Linked DNA regions of Homo sapiens: region 1 is linked to region 2. The links are chromatin loops, found by intact Hi-C in ENCODE. Cell type or tissue: mammary epithelial cell. All regions are shown on one strand. Links, peaks and the distances in the headings refer to the core of each region. The heading gives the core; the rest is flanking DNA. Region 1 overlaps MOB3B (MOB kinase activator 3B). Region 2 overlaps MOB3B (MOB kinase activator 3B).

Region 1 (12,542 bases), core at 2,209-10,208, 73 kb before region 2:
GGAGGCGGAAGTTGCAGTGAGCTGAGATCAAGCCACTGCACTCCAGCCTGGGTGACAGAGTGAGACTCCGTCTCAAAAAAAAAAAAAAGATTAAATAAGTTGACATAATTAAAGGGTCTGGCACAGTGCCTACCATACAGAATATGAACATATACAATAAATATTGGCTATTGTGATGATGAAAAATGGGGGTAGATGAGAGGAGACATTTCAGACACAGGCAAGAGGTACATAGCCTGGTATGGGCTTGGCAAATTACCTGGTTCTCTAGGATGGAAGTTTTGTTCAAGTGAGTAGTAGTTGAAAGATAGATGATGGTTGTAAAATATGTTAAACATGAATTAAAAGCCTCTTAATTGGGGATATTAAATAAAGAGTCTAGGATTCCAGAAGAAAATTTAAATGAGTGATCTCTAAGTTTCCTTCTGTTTGAGATTCTGTGGTTCCTCCAAGACTTCCAGTGGTTCCCAAGAAAAACTTGTGAGTCAACCATCCCACTGCAGTAGCGATCCAGAGCTGCAGCCTGGAACACACCAGCAATAAGGCAATGCTTCTCTGTTTTGATAACAGCACCTCATTTGCTAAATGAAAAAGAGTTTTAGTTTCCATGTGGCAATCTGCCCAGGCATTTGATTTGACAGCTAAGAGAGAGAAAGGTAAAAGCCCATGCGTGTAATTGGTGACACGTTATTTCCTGGTCATTTTTTTCCCCTTAGTTTTGAGAGCCAGAGTCAAAGAGAAGGAAGAGAGAGGGGGAAAAAATGGCTCTACGGGAAATGAGTTTCCAGGCAGAGCTGAGACACCTGAAGAATGTGTCACTTCATATACTTTGCACGTGTGAGTCAATAGGCAGTTTCAGGGTTTGCCAAAGTGCATCCAAGGGCTGGTGCAAGAGAAGAAACCACTCCAGGAGAATTAATATAATTCTGGTAAGACAGCTTCATGCATTAAGCTTTCAAGAGGGCCTGAGAGGTCTGTGGACTTCATGCAGAACTGTTTGCACAGCATTGGCCAGAGTTGGAATATAAGCTAGTACAGCATTCCCAACTTCTTCCTAAATTTATTTTATGTGAAAATACATTTAGAAAACTCAGAGTTAAGCAAGTCAAAGAGATTTCTTTACTGCAGAACATCTCAGGATCTTTGTTATGCTAATATGAATTGTGAGTGTCCAAGAAGGAGAGTGTGAATGCAGTACTTCCCACATTCACGGGAAAGTGGTAGGTTTTAATGTAGAATGTATCTAGGGACTAGAGTCTTAAGCAGCCCTTTGGGAAAAGCTGATTTGGGGCAGGAACACCAGGCCGTCATTCCTTCACTCTTGCCCTTTCCCGGGGAGGTCTAGGTACGGACACAGATGTTTGCAGGCAGCCCTGTCATTCTAGCAGCTGAATGCAGGACATTGTCCAGGAGAACACCAGTCATTTGCAAAAACATGATGCGGTATGGTAGGTAAAATAATAGCTCCCCAAAGATGTCCACATTCTCATCCATAAAGCCTGTGAATATGTTATCTTACATGCCAAAAGAAATTTTGTGTATGCGATTACACTAAAGATATTGAGATGGGTGATTGTTCTGGATTATCAGGGTGGGCCAAGTGTAGCCACAGGGTCCTTATGAGAAGGAGGCAGGCAAGCGAGAGTCTGAGGAGATGCAATGACAGAAGCAGAGGTCAGAGTGATGTGGGGCCACAAGTCAAGGAATGCAGGCAGCCTCCAGAAGCTAGAAAAGGCAAGGAAGTGGATTCTCCCTGAGAACCTCCAGCAGTAACACAGCCTTGCCACCCATTTTAGACTCCTGACCTCCAAACTGTAAAATCACCTTATGATGTTTGAAGCCACTAAGTTTGTGGTAATGTGTTACAGTAGGGGTGGGAAATGAATAATGAGGTTTGATATTGGTCCCACTTTTCCTGTGCTTGAATGTGGATGGATTGACATGCTTCCAGACCCCTTCTAAGGCCCTGCTCCTGTTCAGGACTCTGATAGTCAAGGAGGTCATCCATAACCACCCTCTGGCTAGTGTGCCCTGCTTTCTTGCTGTCCTTCCTTTATCTCCCCAAGCCCCAGGGCCAAGTATCACTCTACTGCTCAGATGTGCAGTGACCAGGCCAGTCACTGACAGTCTTTGAAAGAAGTGATGTGATTGGCCACTGGTTGTGCTATGCATCTGTCATTTTTGTAGTGTGGGCTGAAGAGCATACTTCATTCAGTTACTACTATAATATCTTGTGGTAACTGAAATTTGAACAGGGTTGTTGTAGGATGGGTGTCATTTAAATTGTGCTCACTGAAATGGGTGCATATCAGAACCACACAAAATGAGGACTGCATCTTTTAAAATCATGGTGCAAATCCTGCAGTAGCATTGTTATCACTGGACTGGGGGACAGGCAGCCTAGCCATGTCCTCTTGTGTTTGCTGAATACCAACGTATAAATGTGGCTGATGCAAGCATTAGGGATGTCAGTAAATAATGTATGAATTTAAAGTTGAGCAAAAGATGATGAAGCACTATTTGTACTTTGTGTCTGATGGTCACAGTTCAGTTATCCAGGAATCTCACTCTGAGACCCTGTGATTTGCAAGTAGGAGGTTCATTAGGGACTGCTTATGGCCACAAGGACTGGCAGGGGAATGAAAGCAGGAGAACGGAACAGAGGGAGAAGATGGCTGTGATGCACAGGGGGCTCTGGAGCCGGGACAGCCTGAAGAGTGGTCCCGAGTTAAGGCAAGGGGGCAAGGCCTTTATGTTTCTCCATCAGCCAGTCATTGGCTGTGGGTTGCCCAATCCCAAGAGGGCAAACTCCCTCCAGGGCGGTGGCTCTCTCTAACTAAGCATGCTTCTTTGAGAGGCCCTCAGCTGAAAGCTGCCAGCCTCTAACACTCCCAACTGGGAGAATAAATGCCCTAGTCCTAAAGGAATCTGATGGCACATTACAGGGTCCACTACCCTGATTATTCTATGATTCTGGTGCCACTGGACAGCCAAACTTTACAGAGGGCTAATCAGTATTTTAGCAAGGTTCAAGTCAGAATCTGGGGCAGAGTATGCAGGAAGAAGAGACAGGAGCGCAGGAGAGCTGACTGAGGCTGCTGCTGACGGAGAAGGCAGGGCCGCCTTCTAGGACAGTGGCCACCTCTCCTTCCCAAAGAACAGCAGCCAGTTGGGGCTGGATCCGCCTCCACTTTGATTTTCATTTATGGTAACTTATTAATTTGCGAGAAGTTGATGGTCTCGTTACTTTATCTTATCTTGCCCTTTTCGGGCATTTGGGCTCTGAATTGGAGCAGATGGAGAGGACAAGAACTTGAAATGAAAAGTTACTACATTTGACATTCGTGGTCAATTTTTCCTCTAGTGAAATATAGGTACCATGTAAAGGCAAATTGAAATTTTTTCAACTCCCAGTCCTTCCCTTTCCCTCCTTTTTTCTTCTGGTTCTTAGACCTCACACGTGTGTCATGTTCTTCCTCCAGTCTAGTCACCCCTAGCTCTTTATTTGAGGAGAATTAGATGCCTGAAGTCCGGCTCCTGCTTCACTGAATTGGGAAACAATGAAGTCAGCATCTCTCATTCTCTGAACTAACACTTACAGCTTTGGGAAACTACCTCTTTCCCCCAAGAAAAAGGGTCTGCAGATCTCTGAGAGAGGTTGCTAAGAATTCAGCAGGGAGATGAACAGGATAATAGAGGACTTTGTCACAAAGGGCTGACACCATGTTTTAGAATTGCTGATCTTAACACTTAGGCTAAAACCTGGATAAAAAGAGATTCCTGCCTACTTTCCTGTGACATTCTCTTTAGAAAGACTGAAGATACTCCCATCTGTAAGAATTTAGTTTGGGCATCCTGGTGGATTGAGGGCTTGGAGGCCACATGACAAAAGCTTTTCATCTGGAGGACCAAGTCTGACCCTTCAGTAGTGGCTGCCTGGAGAGGCTGTGTTAAGAAAGATTCTGAAGCCAGAAAAGCTTCTGTCTCCTTAGCTGATGGCTGCCCTGGCCGTGTTCCTGGGGAGGAAAGGGACACCTGATGTGTACTTGGCCATCTCAGGACATTAGTCTTCACACAACAGTCCTCAGTTGGCTGATGGGTGTTTTTGTGCTTAAACACTATATCCAATGCATACCTTTAATCTGGTTTGGGGTATACTGTAGTTTGTGAGTTATTCAGAGGTAAAATGCTAAGTACAGGATGACAAGTTGAAGAGGTAGCTGTCCAGTCCCTAGACTTCACAGAAAGAGTGAAAGATAAATTAAATCCTAAAATAAGTATATGAATAGGGAAGAGGTATTTGGAATTAGTATTAAGTATTATTTGGTTTGATATTGTGTGGGAGACCTAGATCAATGACTCCAGGTCCTAAAGTGCTGGACCTGAGGATATAAAGATTGCTGTGGTTTTGAAATGGAGAATTCGCTCATTGTCTCTTTTGATCTGAAAACAGGCAGTGAAGTATGTAAGTAGAGCATGCAGCACTATGCTTAGCAAATCATGACTAGAAACTGGAGATCTGTCACATTTGTAGGGAGAAGGATCGTGTATATATGGAAGAAATAAGAGAGGCAAATTGATGGCAAAAAAAGGGAAGGACAAACAGGGTCAGATTCTAGTCTTTGCCCTTTTTGTTGAGAGTGAGTGTTTTTTTCCTGAAAGAGCATCAAGGACTACACAGGTAAAACTTGAACTGTAATATTTAAAATTCCTTTTGCCTAATAACTTCTCTTTTTTTTGTCAAGTAAACAAAAGTCTACCCTAACAGTTTCGATTCCCTACTTTCCCTTGCTGGAAGTACATTAAATTGCTCATGTAGATCCCTATCTCACAAATAGCACTTTTTTTTTTTTTTTTGAGACAGAGTCTCACTCTGTCGCCCAGACTACGGTGCAGTGGGGCGATCTTGGCTCACTGCAACCTACACCTCCTGGGTTCAAGTGATTCACTTGCCTCACCCATCAACCCATCATTTACATTAGTTATTTATCCCAATGCTATCCTTCCCCCCACCCCCCACCCCATGACAGGCCCTGGTGTGTGATGTTCCTCTCCCTGTGTCCAAGTGTTTTCATTGTTCAGTTCCCATCTATGAGTGAGAACATGCAGTGTTTGGCTTTCTGTCCTTGTGGTAGTTTGCTCAGAATGATGGTTGCCAGCTTCCTCCATGTCCCTGCAAAGGACATGAACTCATCCTTTTTTTGGCTGCATAGTATTCCATGGTATGTATGTGCCACATTTTCTTAATCCAGTCTATCATTGATGGGCATTTGAGTTGGTTCCAAGTCTTTGTTATTGTGAATAGTGCCGCAATAAACATACGTGTGCATGTGTCTTTATAGTAGCATGATTTATTATCCTTTGGGTATACACCCAGTAATGGGATCGCTGGGTAAAATGGTATTTCTAGCTCTAGATCCTTGAGGAATCACCACACTGTCTTCCACAATTGTTGAACTAGTTTAAACTCCCACCAACAGTGTAATAGCATTCCTATTTCTCCACATCCTCTCCAGCATCTGTTGTTTCCTGACTTTTTAATGTTCGTCATTCTAACTAGTGTGAGATGGTATCTCATTGTGGTTTTGATTTGCAGTTCTCTAATGACCAGTGATGATGAGGTTTTTTTTTCATATGTTTGTTGGTCGCATAAATGTCTTCTTTTGAGAAGTGTCTGTTCATATCCTTTGCCCACTTTTTGATGGGGTTGTTTGTTTTTTTCTTGTAAATTTGTTTAAGTTCTTTGTAGATTCTGAATATTAACCCTTTGTCAGATGGGTAGATTGCAAAAATTTTCTCCCATTCTGTAGGTTGCCTGTTCACTCTGATGGTAGTTTCTTTTGCTGTGCAGAAGCTCTTTAGTTTAATTAGATCCCATTTGACAGTTTTGGTTTTTGTTGCCATTGCTTTTGGTGTTTTAGTCATGAAGTCCTTGCCCATGCCTATGTCCCGAATGGTATTGCCTAGGTTTTCTTCTAGGGTTTTTATGGTTTTAGGTCTAATGTTTAAGTCTTTAATCCATCTTGAATTAATTTTTGTATAAGGTGTAAGGAAGGGATCCAGTTTCAGCTTTCTACATACGGCTAGCGAGTTTTCCCAGTACCATTTATTAAATAGGTAATCCTTTCCCCATTTCTTGTTTTTGTCAGGTTTGTCAAAGATCAGATGGTTGTAGATTTGTGGTGTTATTTCTGAGGCGTCTGTTCTGTTCCATTGGTCTATATCTCTGTTTTGGTATCAGTACTATGCTGTTTTGGTTACTGTAGCCTTTTGTCTAAGTGAGGACACTTGTTTGTGCTTTCTATAATTTGGACAGCATGATAAGGTAGTTTTACGAAGGAATTTTGCATTTCTCACAAGACACTTTATATATCTATAAGTCACAGGGTTCTCCCCACCCCCCAACCCAGCACAGGGAATTTGAAACTAAATAAGGAAGAAACTAAATAAGGTGAACCAGACTCAATTCAAGTGAATTTCAGTTCTAGGTTTCTGCTATACACACTTTAATGGTGATTTTTAACCATTATTTATAAGTTATTGATAGTTCTGAGGTCTAGTCAAACCTTCCACAGCATTTAACCACAAGATGCATTTAAGTTAGATGTAAAAACCAGAAATCTAACTTGAGACCGACTTTGTATAAGACTAATTGAAAGGTTGATTGTAGATGGAAAATTCATAAACATTTAGTGATAGCTGTAGATTTCATTTCAACATAACACAATGGCAAAATTATAATTCTAATTTACATTAATTTATAAGAATGTTCTGAAAGTTGCAAACAATATCTAGAAAAAGTGATTGTCCCAAAGTTCAGATCCTTCAGTATTAGATACATTGTTTTTCTGTACTAGTGCAGAAAAAAAAACCAAAAGCCATTCATTTCCTGCTGTGACTTGTCCTTCAGAAGGTGGGATAGTTGCATGGAATGACTCATTTCCTTCACAAACTAGAAGTTGCCATTCTAACGAGAAATGGCAGTGTGGAAAGCGAATTAGTAAATGTTAAAGTATGAGTCCTAGGTAATGGGACCTGTTCATTAATTTGGACAGTGCTGTGAATATGTGAGTTACTCATTTTGAAATATACATTGAATTAGATATGATTAATATTCCAGTTGTTAAAAACAGATAAAGATGTCTTAACCTGACATATTTCCTTTCCATGAGTTTTAAATAAGAACCTGAGATCATTTTACTGGGACTATTATAGAAGTAATTTGTTTACGTGATGACTCTGTTCATGAACCTAATAAGCTTGCTTTCTTGGTCATTTTTTAGAGAAGGTTTTTATTTGATTGTTGAATCATAAAGAGACAGGACTCTTGCATTCCAGCTTCATCCTCTGGCTTTTCTGTGATTTTTCCTTGTTCCTCAGTCTCTTCATACATAAAAGAAATACATCAGCAGTGGCTCTGAGATGCAAAAATAAATATAATTGTCAATATTTAAATTGTAAAACTTTAGTAGATTATTCTTATTTTAATTAAAGGAGGAAAATAGACCCAAAATGATTTTAGGAGCTGATTCAGATAAATTGGTCAGGTGGTTTAGAATTTAAATTCATGGTTCTTTTCTACTGAATTTATTGGATAATAATTTATGCATATACAGATAAATTTGGTGCACTTTAAAATGTGCTTAAAAAATCTTGTGTTAAGATCCTCTTCTTCCTGAATCAGAGGTCCACAGGCCTATTTTGGCCCACAGAGATGTTTTGTTTGCTCATAGAAAGTGTTGATTTTTCTTTTAAGTTATCAACCTATAAAAATACAGATTTCACCTAAAAAATAGATTTCCAATTACGCTTAAAGAATCATAAGATCCAGCAATGTCAGGTCTTTATCTCTACATAGCAACTGCTGCTAGTACTGAATAACTTTCCCCTTTCAATGGTGCATGTGCCTCAGCACCAACAGTCTCTGGGATGAGACCCCAGTACTACAAATCAGGGTTTTCTCTGTTGACCTAGATGAGAACATTCTGACATTGAGAATAAACAGTTTAAGCATCATTATTAAGTGGTATTTGAATTCAGAGATTAGGCACATGAACAAAACCTAGGGTACTGCTACCTTGAACTTCTTTTAGTAAGAAGCAAGTTCTTCTAACTTTCCTCTACTTTCTTTTAAGTTTGTCCAAAGGTGCATTTGCAAAGGGATTACAAAGACCATGGCAGAACCAGCCCACCCCTCCCTAACACACACATCACACGCTTATTCCACCAGCTCCTCTAATTAAAGGTCTCGCACAGCTCATACGACTCCCAAAGCCAATTAAACAATGCTCACCCTTGTACCTCACAGTAGGTTGGGGAGTAGCTTGGAAAACGCTGTGATTGATATGAAAAGTAGTAACGTATTTTTAAGCACTTTTAGCACTGTTGTTACTCTATGAGGCACAAGCTTTCAACATAGTGGCCTTTTATTTTCTGCGCTTTTGGAGTGTGAGAACACCATAGAGGCTACACGCACCACGGCGTTTCTGTGGGCTGGGAATCAAGGCCTGGAGAAGGGGGTGGGCAGCCGGGAAGTGACAGTGCAGGGAGGGGGAGTTGGCAGCTGTCAAATGAATGCATTTCCCTCTTCTATTATCCTGCTATCCGAATGCTCCATCTATTCATATTCATGGTTTCCATCACTGTGCATAGCACCAAGGCCAGCTTCCTTTTCACATTTCATCTTCTTGTCTTTCTTGGAGTTTCATTTTGATTTACTAAAAATCAGTGGACTGCTTCTAAACAAGGATCAGCTAATAGAAACTGGAGGTAGTTGGTAGAGAATCTACTGGGAGGAATTTATTTACATACAAGAAGTTAAAGCCAAATGTATGTGGTAAGTTAACTTTTTGTTCATCCATTGTTAATTTCATTAATTTCCTACTAATCTAGTGATTAATTCCCCATGTAGGAAGACTATATTCACATTGCTAAGAGAAAGGAATAAGTAAAACATTTTATATTTTAATTACAAAGTAATATATATTTAATTTAGAACATATAAAACTACAAAAATTTAGGAAAGTACAGAAAAGAAATTAAAATCACCTGAAACTAGACATAATTATTAGTAAGTTCTGAGTTTATTTCTTTACAGTCAAATATGTATATATATTTTTTAGGAAATTGTGATAATTCTAGAAATTATTCTCATTGTCTTCTTATATTTGTATAATACTAAATCATAAATATTTTAATATCCTTAAATATTTTATTAAAGCTTTTCATATGTCTATATAGAATTCTATAGTATGGATACTCCATGATTTTTGGGAAGTTAGGTTTTTCTGAATTTAAATATTAAACAATGTTGTGATAAAGACATTCACAAGCTTTCACATCCAAGCTTTGTGGAAATCTATGCTTTTTCCTTAGGAAAATTTCCCAGAAGTGATTTGTGAGTCAAAAGGTAGTTGGCCTTTAAAGTAACCTCCACAAAGTTTGTAGGAATTGAAGCTCTCTGATGTATAAGAGCCCCAAACAGGGAGCTTTTCTAAGAATATCTTTCTGGGAAGCTACTCAGAATATTCTTTGACTGCTTTTGTCTAGATATTTTTACTCTATGAAGAAGACTAATCACTTGCTGGAGTTTCTTGGAATATAGGAAGAGGAGAATGGAATGCTGCCAACTTTGAAAATGTTTGGGAAAAGTGTGGGCCATATTAACCATCGTTTTAATTAACATTTGTTTTAGATCAAGAATGGAAAACCAACTCTTCTGGAGGAAAACATAAATGTCTGCTGGGGAACATGTATTTGCTTTGGGAACCCTTGGGACCAAGAAAATAAAATGCTTAATAACAACAGCATAATGAGGCTGTAGGAGTGCTGAAAGCATTAATTAATGAACAATTTTAAAGTTCTTCAGAAGCCCAGGGAGAGTTTAGAGTGGATGGATTCCTTTACTGACAAAGACTAATATGTTGGACTGCTTAGGCTGACTTGATTAAACCAGAGCTAAATTTTAAAACACACCTAATTACAGTTTCCCTATTTTAAATGGAATGCCTCATATTTATTGGAGTCCTATTATTCTATTGAGATGAACCACGGTTAACCACATCCATATTTTTTAATATTTAGGCTGTAGAACTAAACTTTTACATGTACCTGGAGAAGTTTAGAAGTTGACATTATACTGTCCTTACATGTGACGTCCCACTTTGCAACAAAAGAGCCATAGGAAGGCAGGCCCTGAACTGACCAATCGAATAACCTGAGAGTCTGATCAGAAGAATGCATGCTATGTAAATAGATCACGTTTGGGCAAGTGCTTCCTATTGCTGTCCATTGAAACTTAACACTTTCAGTGGTCCTTCTGAGTTTAACAGGTTTCTATCTCCTGGCAATAAAACCAGACTTTGCTATAGTGGTTTACTTGGCAAACTTAATCTCCACTTGTTCCTGCAGTAGGATTAAGCATGTAAACACAGCATGAGTTAATTGTAAAAATGGACACTGATGTGACAACTCAGTTGGAATACTTGCTGTATTTTGTCATACAAGTAATGAGAGTTTTTTTGCTCGTTTTTAGTGATATTGCTTACAGAACCTTTAAAGTGATTAGCATAGAGAGATAACGCTTCTATGTGCCTTAGAAGAGAATCTATGCTAATTATAACAGTATGCTGCCAGCATGATTGTTTTGTAAATGATGTTGTCCTAGTGATATGCTGGGAACTGTACTTACTGTTCCTCCAGGATAGGAGATGTCCCTTGAGAAAAGGGAGTTCTGGGTCTTTCTTTTGTGTGTTACAGTAAAGGGAACTCTTGAAACTTTATCTTTCTAAAGTGAATGTCCAGGATTAATCTTTCCTGATAGTTCTCTTGCCTGGATATCAAACAATAAAGCACTTAATACTCTCAATACTGGTAATATATGAAGTTAGTCCAGTAATTCGGAAACAGGAAGTTTGAACCCATTTAGACTTTAATACACTAACCAACAGTCATTTCCCTTAATTTCATTCATTACATGAATTTCATACATTCATGGATTCATTACTTTCTTCATTTGTTTACACATAGCCTGAATTGAGTGTCTGAATTGAATTCAGCAGTCCCTTGGGGCCATCAGGATGGGTTCCTTGTCTTCAAGGAGCTCCCAGCCTAGTGGAACAGGCATGGGAAAACTAATACAGTGTGGCACGAGCTATGGTGGAAATGTCCCTCAGGCATGCAGGAACAGGGATGGAGTAGCTAACCCTGCCTCACGGTCCCTCCTGACTCCCTCAGCTCCATTCATTTAATTAATTAATTTATTTATTTATTTATCTATTTATTTATTTATTTTGGAGACAGGGTCTCACTCTGTCACCAGGCTGGAGTGTGGTGGTACAATCATGGCTTACTGCAGCCTTGACTTCCAGGGCTCAAGTGATCCTTCTGCCTCAGCCTGCTGAATAGCTGAGACTGTAGGTGTATGCCACTGTGCCCAGCTGATTTTTAAAAATCACTTGTAGAGACAAGGTCTCACCAGGTTGCCCAGGCTGGTCTTGAACTCCTGGGCTCAAGTGATCCTCCCACCTCAGCCTCCTAAAGTGCTGGAATTACACTGTGAGCCACCTTGCCTGGCCCATTTTATTTTAATATATAGCAGTTTTTCCCAAGAACCTTGCCACTCTGATTGTGGCCCACAGACTAGCAGCATCAGCATCACCAGCAGTTCACTACACATGCATCACCTGAACCAGACCTGTTGAATCATAATTTGCATTTTAACAAGATCTTCAGGATCCAAAATTTGTCACATGACCACAACTCTTATGTGGAATAGGGGGAGGGGTGGCACTGTTACAAATGTATGTTCTTGGCAGGGCATGGTGGCTCACGCCTGTAATCCCAGCACTTAGGGAGGCCAAGGTGGGTAGATCACAAGATCAGGAGTTCGAGACCAGCCTGGCCAAAATGGTGAAACCCCGTCTCTATTAAAAATGCAAAAATTAGCCAGGTTTGGTGGTGCGTGCCTGTAGTCCCAGCTACTCAGGAGGCTGAGGCAGAAGAATCACTTAAACCCAGAGGGCGGAGGTTGCAGTGAGCCAAGATCGCGCCACTGCACTCCAGTATTGGGGAATCTGCCCTGATATTCACGTAGGTTCTTTTCTATTTTCCTTAAGCATCGGCCAGCTTGAGAAATAAAGGGACAGAGTACAAAAGAGAGAAATTTTAAAGCTGGGCATCCAAGGGAGACATCACATGTCGGTAGGGTCCATGATGCCCCACAAGCCGCAAAAACCAGCAAGTTTTTATTAGGGATTTTCAAAAGGGGAGGGAGTGTGCAAATAGGTGTGGGTCACAGACATCAAGTACTTTACAAGGCAATAGAATATCACAAGGCAAGTGGAGGCAGGGCGAGATCATAGGACCACAGGACCAGGGTGAAATTAAAATTGCTAATGAAGTTTCGGGCACCATTGTCATTGATAACATCTTATCAGGAGACAGGGTTTTGAGATCAACCGGTCTGACCAAAATTTATTAGGCAGGAATTTCCTCTTCCTAATAAGCCTGGGAGCACTATGGGAGACTGGGGTCTATTTCAC
Region 2 (12,542 bases), core at 1,647-9,646:
AACAGCTTCCTTTCTCCTCTTCTTTTCATGTCATCCTTGGAGCATTCCTTTAATGCCCCATTTTTCTGTTCAAGAGGGTATGAAATTAAGCAGGTGGAGTAAGAACTTCCTGGTTATGCATTAACACTGATTAAAATGCATAGCCCAGAATGGAATCCCACCATTATTTCAAAGTCAGGATCTCTGCATTTTTCCAGTACTATTTTTGGGCAGGAAAGGATGAGACTAGACAACTTCCAGGATCCTCTCAAATACTAACGTTCTATTATGGAAAAGGATTGTCAATGACAGTACCTGTTCTGAGGGAAGATAAGGATCAGCGGTGTGCAAACCTGGCAGAGATGCAGTTCCATTCAAAAGAGACTTGCGGAAAACCTACCATGTGCTGGGCATGAGATAAGGCATTGCAGGGCATAGAAAGAAAAGCAAAAAGTACTTCCTGTCCTTGAGGTTACTATCTCAAAGTGAAAAGAGACTACTAAAAATAAAAGCTTTACTACTATGACAATACTGAATAGAACTTTTACATTTGCAGATTATTCCAGTATCTCAAATGGCAATAACCCTGTGATTGAATTATTACTGCCTCTACAACACAGGGAAAGAAATTCAGCACATAGAGAAAAAAAAAAGAAATCTTACAGAATTGTAAAAGAAGAGGGAGCTTCTATCTGGTTGAATGATCAAAATAGGTTTTATGGAAATGACTGGAAGTGAAACCTTGGATCTACTACTCTTTTCTGTGACCATTTTAATAATAGATAGCCTTCTTCCCTTTAATTAAACTTTTATTTAGCAGTGCAAGTTTCTGGTTTATTTTTCTGAACATGGTAGTTGATCGTCTGATGTCTTTTGCTTCTGTGAAGCACACTGCCTAATGGATGTTGGACTGTTTCTAAAGTTACTTTTCTTCCCAGGCCAATATTCATTTATTCCAGCATATGCTAGAGGTGTTGGGGGAGTTTGTAACATGCCTTGGGTCTCTTGCTACACAGAGTTGTGTTTATCCGTCATGTTGATCAGTTGTATACAATTTTTAATGGGAAAAGCATGACTTTACTGACCTTTTCTGAACAAATAAATTTACTTAAGTCTGCTTGTGTCATTTGGAAAAGAATGTTCTTTCTCTTCTTCTCTGGGACTGCCTCCAGTGTTTTGCATTTCAGAATCCCAGAAGTTCCCAGCTTCACACATCCCCAGTCACCTGACTCCACAACTTTAAAAGCAGACTGGAAGGGGACCTGAAAGAAGATAGAGTGGAGACACAGAGTTCTGTGGCTGTCAGTCATCAGTGTTGTACCTTGGTCTCAAGGAATATTTACATCACTGGTCCTCATGTTATCTCCATAGTAGTTGATTCTTGCTGCCACTTAAGGTCAAGCTCTCCCTCCCAAGAAAGGCTTTGTCTTTCTAGAAGATGCCTAAGGCTGTCCTTTTTGTGGGATTGGACTCCCTCTGAATCTTGTGAAGAAATATCCAAGAAGATTCATCTGTCTCCTTCCCTGTCTCCATTTTTTTCGTGGCTCTCCTTTCAAATATGGTAATTAAGTCACTAGGCCTGTTTGGAAGGAGATCAGGAGTTAGCTTTAACAACTAAAATAAAACCACATGTTACATCTCTAGTTAAGTGAGGAATATGTTTGTTTAACTTTTGTTTCTTTGGATACAATTCATGAGGTTTATTTATTTTTAAATTGTAGGGTGATCTAGCTTCTCCTCCTTTGAGAATATAAAGAATACTGTTTTAAGGGTAGAAAATCATTTTTAAAATGAGAATTTATCTTTAAAATAATTGAATTTTTCCCAATACAGAAGGCATTTTTTCTAACTCTGCACAAAATCGCAGTCATTTACAAGTGGAGGAACCTGTTTTAAAAAATGTCTAAATTAGCATTGGCCAAATTCTTGGGGCTTTAAAGTCTCAGGTGAAATCTGATCTTTGACTGGGATTTTTTTTTTTTTTTCCCAAGCAGGCAGGATGGCAGCTTAACAAACTGTGGAACAGAATCCCATGGGGTTAATGATCTGAACGGGAGGGTTTAGAAGGTTAATGTCACGGTGGTAAGAACCAGGAGTTGTTGCGCCTACTTTCACAGAAAATACTTTAAAATAACCACCAATAAAATCCTCACTAAGAATCCAGATGAGTGGCCAAATGAGCTTTTGTGTTTCACGATGACCTGTTTTAGGAATTTTTCATCTCCTTTGAATTCCGCCTGGACGAATTCTTCTTTTACCTTGGCTTTAACTTTTCAGTTAACTATAAAAAATATGGTGTGATGTTATTGATGCAGACACACTATTTTAGTGGTTTCAAACCTTTTTATATTTTTCAAACAAAAAAAAGACTTAGAACCTTAAATGAAATAAGTAAAATTGGTTCTGCGTTGGCTGCAGTAGTGGGTGAAAGGCTCAGAGTCCGCACTCCTACCCTCCCCGCCTGGTCCTCCAAGATGAGGTAGCTTCCTTTGCTCAGGAAGCAGAACCCTAAAGCTTTGAGGAGCACAATTTGAAAACCATGGCTCCATAGCACTTGCCACTTATGATTGCCTTTGGGGCCTGCTTTCCTCTTTGTGGGAGTCAGAAATGAATCAAAGACCATGAGAGGCTGCCGGAGAGCACCATCCCTGCAGCACAGGAAAGAAAAGCCTGGGGCTCGGTTGCCAATCCCTTGTGGCCTCAGCAGTTCCTCTAAGCTTCCCTAATTGTACTAAAAAGGTGTGCCTGGCAGAGGATGTGGAGAATGAAAGTACCAGGTCAAGGAGTAGTGATGTCACCTTAAATCCAGAGAGATTGATCAGACAGGGTGAAATGTTTAAGCAACAGCTCTGGGAAGCCCTTAGAAGGCAAGTGGCACCCTCAGCAGACCATCAGGGAACTCTGTTGGAGCAAAGGGCCTCCATAGAACTTCGTTGCATTCGCTCCTGAGCTGCAGGCACTGATCTGTCTGCCTCAGACACTAACTTAGATCTTCTAACCCTCAGCACATCCTTGCTCCTCCTCTCTGATACCTAGTTTCAGAGTAACCATTAGAGACACCATCTGTGCTTTTACCTGGTGATAGTGCTTATCCTTTGAGGGGCAACCTTGAAACTCAGTATTATGGAACTTCCAAGTTCGTGACCTTGAATGGTAACTTTGAAACTAGGCAATCTTCCACCAGCACCACTGGTGGGCTGGCCCAAGCTCTCCGTCTATGCAACAGCCACAGCATCCATCTGAGTACTCCTTTTCCCAGATTCTCAGTCTCCAGTGCCCAGCCCAGCTTCCTCCTCCTGCCACTAACTGACACAGTGAACTAAGACACAGTAAGACAATGAGCCATTGTCTTAGTTCTAGTTTCTCTGTTTGTTTCCTCTGTTTAATTGTTTTAGAATCTATTTTTCTCTTAGCTATTTATCATTTTGAATTGCTCTGAGTGTGATTAGAATATTTTTAGGATGGTTTTGTCCCCTTTCTTTTCCTTTCTATGACTTCTGAGATCAGATTTCAGCTGTTGTCTGTGTGAGACACTATTATTGCTCATTCTGCATATACTACCTCCCTGATGGAGATATTTCCAAATATCACACTTTTCCATGTGGGGCTATGCAGCTGGCTGGTTTGTTTTGATGGCCATATTTCATTGGGCTTTCCAAGTGGTTCATCTTAGAGCATTATTGAGAGTTGTAAAGCCAACCAAGACCTCTTAGTTGAAGTGGGTGTAATAGGGTGTTCCTACGATTTATGAGAAGCTCTAGAAGTTTAACTCTGGGCCTTTCCCTTTATGTCATGTCATTTGTAGCACTGACCTAAAATCAGGGTGTCTCCTAAAGACTTATGGGGGTTACATATAGATTGAACCATTTTGAATTTCTAAAGTATGTATGAGTCAAGAACCAAAATTTGAGGGTGATCAGAATGTCATGTTTATTTTCCTTAGTTTAACATATCTGAGTATAGTCCCTGTTCCACCAGGTGGTGGGAAAGCCAGCTTAGACATTATTCAGGCTTTGTACCCTTCCTCAGACTTTGGTAAAGCTTCCAGGACTTAACTCAGTGCCAAAATACAAAGCAACCCACCCAGTCCCTTATCTACATGGGTTACCATTGTTCCAGCCCACATGGTCCCCTTGAGCATGCAGCATTTGTGCTAATCTTAGAGCACAGGCATCTTTGGCAGAGCTGGGAGCCATGGCACCTGCCATCCAGCCATTTTAGATATGCCCTGCAGCTATCACCTTTGTTGAGTGGCCATCTTCCCTGGCAATAAGTCATGTCAATAAATTATCCTAAAATAACTTCCTTCTGTTTAGGCTTTGGACCGCAATGAATGGAAACTCAACATTTTTACTTTGTTTTACCTTTGGCCTCTACCACGTCTTATTTCTCCACACAGAACAAACTCATCTCTTTCTAGACAACTCCTATTCATCCTTTGGGTCTCAGCTGTAATATCAGGGACTAAGTTAGAGGTACCCCTGTGAACACCCTATCTCCCCAACCGCTTTCTTACTACGTTGTACTTCAGGCATGATTTGCATCAGCATTACCTGGGAAATTGTTAAAAATGCAGAACTTTGGCCTCTGCCTGAGATCATATTGCTGAAACAAATTCTGCATTTTAACAATTTCCCTAGGTGGTCTCTGTGCACATTCCAGTGTGAGAAGCACAGATATACTAGATCATGAGCTCCTTGATCACAAGGACATTATTTTTTCATCACCATGTTGTTTTGATATGCCTAGTCCATAGCAGCCCCTCAGTAAATAGCTGCTGAATGCATGGATAGCCTGTAATAAACATGTAGACCAAACATTCAGCTTGCAGTGGCTGCTGTTAGAGAAGGGATTATGCCTAAAGTGTGACCCAGGAGGTACTAAACTGGAACAAACTGGGGATGGAAGTAGGTTGGTCACCGCTCAGTGAAACCAGAAGTATTGGGTTGGGTTCAGGCTAGGTAGCCAGGCCCACAGGTGTAAAAACCAACTTAATAGGCAAGATAGGGCCAGGTGGGCTTGGTTGGAGGGACTGCTGGAGAGCCTGACCTAGGAGGGAGGGAAGCAAAGGCCTCACCAAAGAGGCAGAAGAGAGGATAAGGAAACCTCTGTGAGGGCTCCTGAAGGGCATGATGGGAAATAAATTTGAACAGGAAGACTGAAATTCCAAAGGCATTCATTTCCCATTCAGTATTGAAACACAGATTCCAACTAGATCAAAGACAAGGCAAAAAATATGAATAGAATCTTTATTGTTCTGCACATTCCTTTTTTTTATTTGAACTAGGGGAAGATGAGCCACAAAAAAACAATGGAGTAAATCCATCTCTCGAGTTTGTTAGAAAATCTGAGATTTATTAGTGCCTTCTATGTACCTACTTATCCCAGAGGCATGACTACCTGGGCTGACATTAAGGCACTACTAGAGTAACTGGAGCAGAGAGGTGGCTGCATATGAAAAGCTTTTCCTTGTCCTTGCAGACATCTCTCTTCAAACCAGTCACTCTGAAAGAATGTTTGACGTTAGCCACATGGGAATTGTCTGGCAGGTGACGTGGTTCATGCCTGCTTGCATTTCTTTTTCCCTTGGAGGTAACCAGATGCTCTTTGGGAATGCTTGCACATTTGGGCTATATCAGTTCCTGAAGTTTCTCCTTTTGTTGAACATAAAGTCTATGGGTTGTACTAAGGAGGCTTAGCCCTGGCCTTCTGGTGGGTGGGAAAAAAAATGGAACTAGCACTGCTTTAGGTCTGCATCAAGGTGCCCTGAACTCTGATGCAGGTAGGCAGGAAGTCAAGCCTTGGAGGCATTTTTCACTCCCTGCCCTGGAATTCTGGGATCTGCTTTCAGGAGAGCATGTAGCCCTTGCTCTGCCTTTGCTCATGGCAAACTTGGATGTTCTCTTCCTAAATTGGCACCTAGAATAATCCAGTGTGTGCTTGCAGATTCATCTTGCCCACACAAGCATGGGATTCTGCAAGAAAAATCAAGCATCCCGCCTATTCCATTACCCTCCATCTCTCTGTACTTGTCATGAACTCTGAGAGCTTGCTTTTAAGCACATGGGGGTGGAGGTGGGAGGCGGGGATTATTCTGACTGAAACCAGTCCTCCAAGTCTAGGCAGTAGGAGGCTGCAGAAAAGGAAATAGTGCAAGCCTGGGAAGTGAGTCTTGGGGGAACCTAGAGGATCTCATTATTTTCCCCTTGGATTCTGAGTCGGGCAGGGGGGGACAGTGTCATGTATTATTCTGAGATTAGATATCAGCTGAGCCTGGACTCCTTTGAAGAAGCAGCAGCTGCTTCTAGGCATGAGGTAGAGCTCTGACAGGCAATGGCCATGACGCTCTGGAGCGAGCTTCAGAAATCCCTGCAGGGGTAGCATTGTGTGCCCAAACAAAAGATTCACTTCACAGTAGCTTGGTCACCTGCCTGGACCTCTGTGTGCATAAGCTTTGCCAATACACATGATATCTCAACTGATGCAGGCTTGAAAAACAGTGTATGTCCCCTAGACCTCTCCCTGCACCCCAACACTATACCTTCCTGTTCTGCTCATGCCAAGCAAAAATGAAAACAAAACAAAACGTATAACCCCTTTCCTTCCTATTTGGTGCTTGTAACTGAGAAAATTAGGTTTGAGTAACACTCAATGTACATGACTTTATTTATACCAAGTTAAACAAATTAAGAGTGTGGGCTCTGGTATCAACACAGGATAGGTTGGAATCCCAGTTTTGCCACTTCCTGGCTTACTAAGTCTCTGTGTCCTCATAGGTAAAATGGGGGATAACAGTAGCACTTACCTCCTAAGATTTACTGAGAGGATGAAATGAAACCATATATTTAAAGGCTTAGCTGTGGTAAGCACTGTGTAAATATTCAACTCCTCCTGCTTTTCCATAAAGAAACAGAGCACCCTCCTCCTTCTGCTGGGTGAATCAGGGCTATTTCGTCTAACGTCTAATGGATAAGTCAGTTTGCCGTCACTCTTCCTTCCTTACCTATGACTTTTCCAGTCCCTCATTTCAGGCCCTTTGTGGTTTGATTGATGAAAAGATGGTAGAATGTAAGCTTGAAATACATTGTTTGGAAATACCTTGGGGAGGGGGATGCTAGGAAAAGGGAAAGGAAGAGAAGGCTGACAAAAGAGCCTCATGCCTTCTAATGAACACACTGAACCCTTGACCCCTTTTAGACATAAGCCCACTGCATTGGACTTTGGGTTATAAATATAGGACTACAATCCATTATTCTGAAGTCTAGAAAAAGCCTGAAAACCATGAGTGTTTTCATCTGCATGAAACTATTTGTATTCTTTATTTATCTAACTTAATATGAACATTCATGTTTCCCTGAAAAGGTATTAATGTGCTTGATTCCAAGGTGCTGCCCCAGGCTCTGCTGGGGGTGTTATGTAATGGGTACTATATGTATCACAGCACCATTCTGAATTCTGAGAAATCCTGAATTTTAGAAACAGATCTGCCCCCAGTGACTTTGTTTTTTTGTTGTTGTTGTTTTGTTTTTTTTTTTTTTTTGAGACAGTTTTGCTCTTGTTGCCCAGGCTGGAGTGCAATGGCGCGCTCTCGGCTCACCGCAACCTCCGCCTCCTGGGTTCAAGCGATTCTCCTGCCTCAGCCTCCCGAGTAGCTGGGATTGCAGGCGTGCTCCATCATGCCTGGCTAATTTTGTATTTTTAGTAGACACAGGGTTTCTCCATGTTGGTCAGGCTGGTCTTGAACTCCTGACCTCAGGTGATCCACCTGCCTCGGCCTCCCAAAGTGCTGGGATTACAAGCACAAGCCACCGCGCCTGGATGCCCCCAGTTACTTTGAATGAGGATTTTCCTGTAACAAAAACTAACTGGAGGTAGTTTAGTTTAAGCAAGCAAGCAATAAATTATGGGTGGTGGAGAAAAATTTACTTCTAAGATTACAGGCATATTTCACAGAACCCTAGAGCAGAATGCAGCTGTCTTGGGAAGAGGCTGGAAGAGACCTGGAAGGTTGAGGACAGTTTCTGGAAGGTTTCTCTCTAGAGTTTTGGTTCTTACGACACAAGTATGGAACATGGATGGCTACTACTGATGCACCAACATAACTCTTGTGTTCTAATCTGTGGCAAATGGTAGGAACTTACTATGTATGAGTTGATTGGCAGATTGGCTTTCCAGTCTGGTATATTCTTTGCTCGGTGGCCAGTACAAATTGCATTATCCCATTAAGCTCACCATCAGCATTTGCCCTTTGTAGAGTCTGCGCACCCACTGGATTGGGCAGAAGTCATGTTGACTGAGTAGTCATGGGTCCCCATGCAGTTTATGATTGGCCCCCGGTGGTTCTTTCACTGGGTTTGGCAATAGCAAGAATCACTCAGAGTTTATCTTCCTCGCAGTTCTGGGGTTTGATTCATATAAGAACAGATGAGAAATGAAGTAAATGGGAGAAGGAAAGCAAAAAGCAATTGCTCTGAAATGACTCACTGGGGACCTGCCCTGTTCCTGTGTATCTCTTTGGGCCTTCAGTTTGAGCCTCATACACATTATTCTGTGTCCGTGGCTAGCACGTCTTGGGACATGGCTTCATTTGGTCATGGTTATTGGGATGTTTGGGATGAACCTCTAAATCAGCCTAATCATTTTTCTTCTAAGTTCATTGTCTGTAGTCTTAGTGTCTTTAAGAAGCCACAGAAACAGTAAATGTCCTTTTTCCATTTTTCTTCTCTTACTTAACAGCTTCATACCTAAGCATAGGGGATGTCAAGAGGCTAACTCTATGTGAGTGATGATTAACTGTCAGGAAGCCAGAGCTTTAAGATGCGTATGTAGTCAGCATGCACAGACATTTACACTGTATTGCCTTGAGACTAAGGGCACAGACTCTGAAGCCAGCCTGTCTAGGTTCATGTCCTAATTCCACCACTTACTAGCTATGTAACCTGGAGAAAGTAACTTAATTTTTCTGTGTCCTTATTTCTTCACCTGTAAAGTGGGCAGATTAGCACCTCCTTCGTATAGTTGTTGAGAGGATTAAATGAGTTAATATATGTTAAAGCACTTAGCACCTGTCTTATAATAAGATCTAGCTAAATAATTGATACTTTCTCTGATGAACATAAAGTCTCAATCAGTTTATTCATTTATTAAACAAATATGTATGTTCTGTGTGTTTTGCCTGCCATATGAAGGCATTGTATTTGAAAGAGTGGACAATTCTTGTAACTTCTACTCTTGTAGTGAAGACAGATACTAAACCAGTTATTACACATGTGAAGAATGTTATGACCCAAGTGTTAGGCTTTCTAAAGAGATTAGCAGAAATCAGATAACCATAAATCCAACTTTATTGATTTTTTTTCCCTCTTTAAATGCTCCACACTAAATGCTCCATACCTTCTTTAAGGATCAGGGTATAAGTAAGGTGAGAGTAGCTTAGTTTAGCCATCATACCAACAGTTGCTTGCTTGCAACAAGAAGTGACTTAAATCTTAGGTAAGTTAAAAAAAAAAAAAAAAGAGTATTGCCATTACAAAAAAAGTCATGTATGGGGGCCAAAGATATTCACAGAACAGGTAAAACTGTTATATTTATGTGCAATAATAATATTAATATTTACCAAAAGACTTTTAATGTTTAGCAGTTCATTCATCACCCTTGATTGTCATAACTGTCATGTAAAGTCAGCAGGGCAAGATTTATCTCAATTTGCAGATGAGAAAACTGAAGCCCAATGTAGTAAAATGACTGAACCCGAGTCACAGGCAAGGCCAGTGCCTAACACATAATAGGCACTAAAAATGTTTGCTTTATTGAACAGCATGAGTATCCTGACTTGCCATGTAGCGTTCTTTCTGGCTCTCCATGTGGACCCATAAGTAAAGCCTCAGCTCTGTAGTATTTTCAGATTTCATGCTCATTATTATTGGGATAATTCGTCTAATATTCACCTTCTTTCCAGATTGACTATTGAACAACACTTTTTTCCAGACCCTATCAAGATATACCAGATACATATTCCCAGCTTTTTTCTGTCTAGATTCAGGACATAGAAAACTAATTTTCAAGATTCATCTTTTAAATGTTTATGTGTACATTTAATAATTTTAAAGATCACAGTACAGTGTCTCCTGATAAATTTTTTCTGTAACTGGAATTTACAAGCAAAGTACAATTTGTGGTATACATGCTTCAACAAGACCTATGATTGTCTCTTCCAGATACAATTTTTTTGAAAGTCATTAATATTCATCAGAGACTGATCTCATGAAAAGTGTCATACAAAAAGCTTAAGAAGTGCATCACTCCCCTCAAATTGTTGGCAACACATAAAACTACATATTGCCAATGCATGAAAACAAAGATAAAATCTGTCTTCAGCTATCTTGATTAAATATGGCATCTTGGTTGCATTCCATTAATAACTTTAACTTCCATAGGGTGTCTAGAAACCTAGGTCAGACTATATCAACAGAATTAGAGAGGTGGAACCAAGATAGGTGTTGGTCATATTTCACATTTACCAAATGCCTCTATTGTAAAAGTCTCCTCTAAAAATAAAGCGTTGAAGTTGGACTGAACTATGCATTTAATGGTGGGTTGTTGATTTATTTTATTGCAGGGAAGATTAAATGAATGAACTGAGGAAATAGTGGGAAATGAAAGCTGAAATGTAAATTGCTCAGCCAGCCACCTATTTGAAAGGCAAGATCAGCCCCAGATTTGCAAGTTGAATGAATTGAATATTTGATCCTCACTATTTTCCATTTGTAACTTATTGCCCTGAAAAGAGGTAGCATTCATTCACGTATTCATGTATTTATTCATTCATTCACTCAGCAAATATTAATGGAGCCCCTACTGGGTTCCAGGCACTGTTTTGACACTTACTGAGGACACAGCAGAGAACAATAAAGACTAAATCCTCACTCTCATTGAACTTATATCTGCATTGAGAGTGGGGAGGAGAGGCAGGCCATAATCAGATATAGATGTCAGGTGGTGATAAGTGCTATGAAGAAAAGCAGCTAGAGAGTGATGGGTGCTATTTTATACAGTAGGGGCAGAAAAGAAAGCTACTGGAGCCACACCTGAATGACATAAGAAGCAAACCCTCCGACATCTGGAGAAAGCACATTCCAAGCTGAGGGAAGAGTGAATACCAAGGTTCTGGGGTGGAACCACATTTGGAATGTGTGAGGACTAGCAAGGAGGCCAGTGCAGCTGGAGTGTGGAAATGGAGGAAGTTGGAGGTAGACAAATTATGTGAGGCCACAGTAAGGTTTTGGGACTTTATTCTGAGGATGACGAGAAACCAGTTGAGGATTTTCAGCAGAAATGTGAAGTAACCCCCGCCCCCCGGCCTGGTGTTTTAAAAGAACTACTCTGGCTGCTTTGTAGAGAACTGCGTGGTTTGAAAGGAGCACCCAAGGTGAGCAAAAAGACCTGCACTTTATGCTACTCTCACTTAACTCACTCTAGGGCTGTGTGCCTCAATTCTTTGCCTATAAAATGGAGGTGAGAGTGGCCGGGCATGTTGGCTCACGCCTGTAATCCCAGCAATTTGGGAGGCCGAGGCAGGCAGATCACCTGAGGTCAGGAGTTTGAGACCAGCCTGACCAATATGATGAAACCCCCATCTCCACTAAAAATACAAAAATTAGCCGGGCGTGGTGGCATGTGCCTGTAATCCCAGCTACTTGGGCGGCTGAGACAGGAGAGTCGCTTGAACCCGGGAGGCGGAGGTTTCAGTGAGCTGAGTTTGCACCATTGCACTCCAGCCTGGGCAACAAGAGCGAAACTCCGTCTGAAAAAAAAAAATGGAGGTGAGAATACCGCTCTTCCATGTAGGGAGAAGGTGGGTGCAAGGTTACCCCTCATGGATGGTAAAGGCCTCCCAATACAGATGTGATCATTGCTGTTGTCAAGCTCTGGGTCAGTGGAAGATGTTACTGACCTTTCTATTTTCTTTTTTTCCATAAGTTATTGAGGTATAGGTGGTATTTGGTTACATGAGTAAGTTCTTTAGTGGTGATTTGTGAGATTTTGCTGCACCCATTACCTGGGCAGTATACACTGCACCATATTTGAAGTCTTTTATCCCTTGTCCCCCTCCCACTCTTCCCCCCAGGTCCCTGAAGTCCGTTGTATCATTCTTATGCCTTTGCATCCTCATAGCTTAGCTCCCACATATCAGTGAGACCATATGACCTTTGGTTTTCCATTCCTGAGTTACTTCACTTAGAATAATAGTCTCCAATCTCATCCGGGTCACTGCAAATGCTGTTAATTCATTCCTTTTTATGGCTGTGTAGTATTCCATATATATATATATATATATATATATATATATATATATATATATATATGGAATATACAGATGGAATATATAGATGGAATATAGATGGAATATATAGATGGAATATATATGAAATATATAGATGGAATATGTAGATGGAATATATATATATAATCATAGTTTCTTTATCCACTCGTTGATCGATGGACAATTGGGTTAGTTCCACAATTTTGCAATTGTGAATTGTGCTGCTATAAACATGTGTGTG

The links. Peaks named below come from ENCODE experiments on the same cell type or tissue, not always from the same donor. Only the 100,000 strongest peaks of a DNase experiment are listed, where the experiment ranks them.
Region 1: it touches region 2 in a loop (2.7-fold over the local background); 6 of 110 quality-filtered maps call a loop at or near these places.

The regions. Positions count from the first base shown.
Region 1 is chr9:27,494,082-27,506,623 of GRCh38, reverse strand. All of the region lies in intron 1 of MOB3B (MOB kinase activator 3B), which reads left to right. Among named protein-coding and RNA genes, the nearest start is that of IFNK, 24 kb to the left of the region's middle. RefSeq lists an enhancer at 11,230-11,935. In mammary epithelial cell, for the core only: no CTCF peak of the experiment used is centred there; DNase peaks (open chromatin) are centred at 5,533 and 6,953; H3K27ac peaks cover 4,673 bases.
Region 2 is chr9:27,420,351-27,432,892 of GRCh38, reverse strand. All of the region lies in intron 2 of MOB3B (MOB kinase activator 3B), which reads left to right. Among named protein-coding and RNA genes, the nearest start is that of IFNK, 98 kb to the left of the region's middle. In mammary epithelial cell, for the core only: no CTCF peak of the experiment used is centred there; DNase peaks (open chromatin) are centred at 5,492 and 6,042; H3K27ac peaks cover 4,247 bases.